Regions from separate parts of the Homo sapiens genome. Here region 1 is linked to region 2. The links are chromatin loops, found by intact Hi-C in ENCODE. Cell type or tissue: breast epithelium. All regions are shown on one strand.

Region 1 (2,500 bases), 330 kb before region 2:
ATTGCAGCCCTCTTGGGCTCAAGCAATCCTCCTGCCTCAGCCTCCCAAGTGTCTGGGACTACAGGCGTGCACCACCATGTCTGACTTTTATATGTGTGTGTGTGTGTGTGTGTGTGTGTGTGTGTGTATTTGTGTATATATATGTGTGTATATATATGTGTGTGTATATATATATGTGTGTGTGTATATATACATATATATGTATGTATGTGTATATACATATATAGTGTGTGTGGAGACAGATCTCGCCATGTTACCCAGGCTTGTCTGGAACTCCTGGGCTCACACAGTTCACTCGCCTCAGCCTACCAAAATTCTGGGATTACAAGCATAAGCCACCATGCTCAGCCTAAATCTTTTTAGTTGGACTTCCTGAAGTTTGATTTTTTTTTTTTTTTTTAATTTTGAGACGGAGTTTTACTCTGTCACCCAGGCTGGAGTGCAGTGGCATGATCTCCACTCACTTCAACCTCCGCCTTCCGGGTTCAAGTGATTCTCCTGCCTCAGCCTCCTGAATAGCGGGGATTACAGGTGCCGCCACCACGCCTGGCTAATTTTTGTAATTTTAGTAGAGACAGGGTTTCACCATGTTGGTCAGGCTGGTCTCAAACTCCTGACCTCGTGATCCACCCGCCTCAGCCTCACAAAGTGTTGGGATTATAGGCGTGAGCCACTGCGCCCGGCCTGATTTTTTTTTAATTGTTTAATTGTTTAATTTTTTTTTTTATACAGGGAGGGTCTCTGTGTGGCCCACGCTGGTCTCAAACTCCTGGCCTCAAGTGATCCTACTGCCTTGGCCTCCTAAAGTACTAGAATTACCAGCATAAGCCATTGTGCTTGGCAAAAGTTTGTTTTTTGTTTGTTTGTTTGTTTGTTTTGTTTTGTTTTGAAACAAGGTCTCGCTCCTGAGCGAGATCCTCTTACCTCTTTCTCCCAAGTAGCTGGGACTATCGGTGTATGCCACTGAGCCTGGCTAGTTTTGTTTTTTTTGTATGTGACATTTTTAGTGTAAGCACATACACACACGCATGCATGCACGCACATTCATACTATCCCCCTTCTTTGTTTCTTTGTACGTATAATATGTGCACTTTTTCCACCTAACACTGTCTTGTGGAGATCACCGGATGGCTAGCCTCCTATTTAGATAACCTGCCTGGGAGGCAGGCTGGGGTGCCCTGCAGCTGCTTTCAGAGTTTGCTGATCAGAGTCTGAAACTGCAGGCTATGCATGGGTAACAGCTGGTGTACAGGCTTGCTAGTGGCCCCTGCACAAATGTGTGTCTTTCTTGGCTGTATTTATACGGATTTTCAGTGACATTTTTGGTATCTTTGTATAGCAATAGATGTAGTGTTTCATGAGGCCTTTGCCATGGTTCTTTTAAAAAGAGACACTAGATGGCAGTAGAGACCCCGCCAGTGAAGTCTCAACCCTTAGGTCACTGTGCTGTACTCAGGATGCTGCTTTTCGAAGCACACAGTATTCAGATTCAGTTTTTTTAAAGGGTCTCTTTCATGGAGAGCTCAACGGTTCTATTAAAAGTATAATTGAGGCCAGCCGTGGTGGCTCACATCTATAATCCCAGCACTTTGTAGGGGCAAGGCAGATCACTTGAGGCCAGGAGTTCAAGACTAGCCTGGCTGACATGGCAAAACCCCGTTTCTACTAAAAATACACACACAAAAATTTGCTTATGCAGCTTATGCTGCCACATGTCATTAAACAACTCCTTTTCCTTAGCTTTTTCTCTGAGTTTGTGATTTAACCTACGTTCTGGAGGTATTAATGACCTCCATATGGGTAATACCCAGCAAACGTAAACTTCTTTGTGGTTTGCCAGATTTTCACTAATTTACAAGGATATGCCCAGTTACTGTAACTCAATTTGAGATTACCTTTACCTTTCCTATTCTTATGGCTGGGGTTTCTGCATAGAATGATACCTTTGAATGACCCGCAAGCTACATTTAAGTGAACATTAATGATTTCGGTAAGCTTGGTCCACTCTGGGAAGTGATGTGCTGTGGTTGGTTTCAGTTGCATGGGAGCCAGTCGAAGCTACAACTCATCGACTGCCCTGTGCCAGATGAAAGGAGGTGGTTGATTTTTGAACACCTTTTCCCTTCCTTAGGGTTGGTGAGCTCATCGCTCTCTGTGGAGTTCATAGTGTCCCTGTAACTGAGTATCTTAGCTGTGAAGCCAAGCATTGTCTCTGCAGGAGTGGCACACAGATTTTCCAAGGCTGTTTTGTGGGAATGGATGTTACCTTACAGTTTGAGTCTTGCCTAATTTAGCCAAACCTGTTTGGAGTGAAGCTACTTATCCAAGGAAGTTTGAAAGTAACTTAATTCCCTGATGAAGGAACTTTTAAAACAGGCAGAGTGTGTAGACCTTGCCTTGCCTTAGTCCTGAGTGCTCCTGATGCAGAGCTGTGCAGCACACATCAGCTGGGCCCTGCATGCCACATGTTTTGCAGCCCTGGTAAAAGGTGCAGCACAAC
Region 2 (2,500 bases):
CTGTTTCCTCCGTCAGCGCCCGTGGCTGCTCCTTTCCCGGAGGTGCGGCTGCGGCCATGCCACCTGCTTTCTTGTCTTCGGCCCATGTGCCGTGAGCGTTTCTCCACGGTCCCTACAAGCCTGCAGGGGCTCTGCTTCCTTGCTTCTCCACCTGTTGCGGGGGCCTGGGTGCACTGCTCCTTCACCCTTGACCTCTCGTGGCTAACCATCTCACGACAGTCTTCGTGCTAAAGTCCCCTCTCCCCTTCTCTGGGTCTATGTCATAGGTAAAGTTCTAGGACCGGGACTCTTGTGTGATGGACCTAACCCCCCACCTCCATGGCCTGTATACAAATTACCGCCCTGAGGCCGATAGGAACTTCTGGCTCCGTCTTCCACAGTCCATCCTATGTAAAAGTCCATTCTGAAAATGGCATGCTTCAAAACTAGTTCTAGAAAGTTCTGCAGTTGTTTCCTAGCCCAGGGAGAGTCATCACGGCCAGTCCGTCCTGTGTGTTAACTTATTTGGTCCTTACCACGGCTGGATGAGGAGATGCTTCTGTTGACAGATGAGGAAACTGAGGCACCGAGAAGTCACTTGCCTAGGGACACACAGGTGGGGCTGGTGAGTGGCAGAGCAAGGATTTGAGCCAGGTGGTCTGGCTCCTGTGTCCTGTACTAGAGACCACAGCTGGGGGTCCTGGGGCAGGTGGCGTCTGAGGCCATCCGTCCTTGGCTCTGCCGCCTCCTCCGGAATGAATGGCCCTGGCATCCCGGTGCAGATCAGTAGAGTCCTGGCTGCACACTGGGGCCAAAACAGGCACTTGAAATTAGGGCCTCATCGTGCCCTTCTCTCTTCTTCTTCCTGGACTTTGAAATTGCTCACTGCTTGTTGCACATCTGCTGGAGATAACACGGCCATGTGTGCGTGTGTTTGGGGGGGTTCTGCCTGCACCCTGAAACCTGTGGGCCAGGAGAGTCCTGGGGCATTTGTCAGGAGCGGCGCTGTGCAGCCTGTGTTTTGCTCTCCATACTTCCTGGCACTTAAAAAACTCTCGTGGTATTGCTCTAAAAGCAAAAAGGAAAACGGAAGGACTCGATACTCACATTTCAAAAGGAAGTTGTAAAATGTACGGTCTGTGCCTGGGGTGAGAAGCCCTCGTGCCTTCCTGGCATGCTGCAGGTTCCCGTTTAAGTTGCTCAGCCAGATCTGATTGTGCTGGTCAGGCTCACCTGCCAGGTGAGTGCGCGGCCGGCCTCACGTGGAGATGTGCCTGGTGTGCCTGGCAGAGCCCTTTCAGGCTTTGCTTTCTAGGAGAGTGGTGGAGGAAATCAGTCATTTCAAAACCTTTTGTTTTTCTTTTGTACAGCAAAAAGATGGCACCTTTGCAGCAGGGGGCTACATGCCCCCTCTCCGGTTTAAAGCACTTACCCTCTCTGTGGTGTTTGGAACCATGGTTGGTGGCATCCTTATCCCCAACGGTAAGGCGGGAGGGCTGCCCTGTTGCCGGGGAGTGGGACCCGGGGCTTCGGCATCAACCAAGACCTGCACAGTTACGAGACCTGCACAGAGACCATCTTCTCTGGTCTCTTAAAAAAGTCTAGAGACTTTGTCAGTTTTTCTCTGGCCCACAGAGAAAGGCAGGGGATAAAATCTGGCAACTTGAGCCAGGTGCGGTGGCTCACACCTGTAATCCCAGCACTTTGGGAGGTTGAGGTGGGTGGATCACCTGAGGTTGGGAGTTCAAGACCAGCCTGACCAATGTGGAGAAACCCCGTCTCTACTAAAAATACAAAATTAGCAGGGCGTCATGGTGCATGCCTGTAATCCTAGCTACTTGGGAGGCTGAGGCAAAAGAATCACTTGAACCCGGGAGGAGGAGTTTGCAGTGAGCCAAGATTGCGCCATTGCACTCCAGGCTGGGCAACAAGAGAGAAACTTCGTCTCAAAAAAAAAAAAATCTGGCAGCTTGCTGGGCGCAGTGGCTCACGCCTGTAATCCCCGCAGTTTGGGAGGCCGAGGCGGGCGGATCACGAGGTCAGGAGATCGAAACCATCCTGGCTAACACGGTGAAACCCCGTCTCTACTAAAAATACAAAAAAATTAGCCGGGCGTGGTGGCGGGTGCCTGTAGTCCCAGCTACTTGGGAGGCTGAGGCAGGAGAATGGCGTGAACCTGGGAGGCGAAGCTTGCAGTGAGCTGAGATCGCTCCACTACACTCCAGCCAAAAAAAAAAAAAAAAAAAAAATCTGTCAGCTTGATGGAACAGCAGGCACCCATTGACACCTGGGCAGAGAGAGACTGCAGTGCCGGGACACAGGCTCAATTTGTAGAACCAACTATTCTAGAACAGCGCATGCTGTCCTGTTGATTCTTTTGACTTCTGATTTTGGTGATGCATTACCAAGGGAAGCGTTGAAGGCTCTGAACATATTTATGTTACCCAAATGCACCCACTCCCTAGCAGACAAGACAGAGCTCGTTGTCATCAGAGGATGACATCACAGGGGAACTCGCACG

Evidence for each region. A loop is a pair of places that touch in the nucleus more often than their neighbours do. Peaks named below come from ENCODE experiments on the same cell type or tissue, not always from the same donor. Only the 100,000 strongest peaks of a DNase experiment are listed, where the experiment ranks them.
Region 1: a loop joins it to region 2, with 2.9 times the contacts of the local background. A loop is called at or near these places in 2 of 110 quality-filtered maps.

What each region holds. Positions count from the first base shown.
Region 1 is chr17:81,600,608-81,603,107 of GRCh38, reverse strand. The region is part of intron 8 of NPLOC4 (NPL4 homolog, ubiquitin recognition factor); the gene reads left to right. Among named protein-coding and RNA genes, the nearest start is that of NPLOC4, 35 kb to the left of the region's middle. RefSeq lists an enhancer at 1,523-1,682. In breast epithelium, a CTCF peak has its summit at 1,395 (motif pointing right); a DNase peak (open chromatin) is centred at 1,400.
Region 2 is chr17:81,271,477-81,273,976 of GRCh38, reverse strand. SLC38A10 (solute carrier family 38 member 10) reads left to right here. Exons shown (of 16, transcript NM_001037984.3): 9 at 1,350-1,461. Among named protein-coding and RNA genes, the nearest start is that of SLC38A10, 23 kb to the left of the region's middle. In breast epithelium, no CTCF peak of the experiment used is centred here; a DNase peak (open chromatin) is centred at 1,196.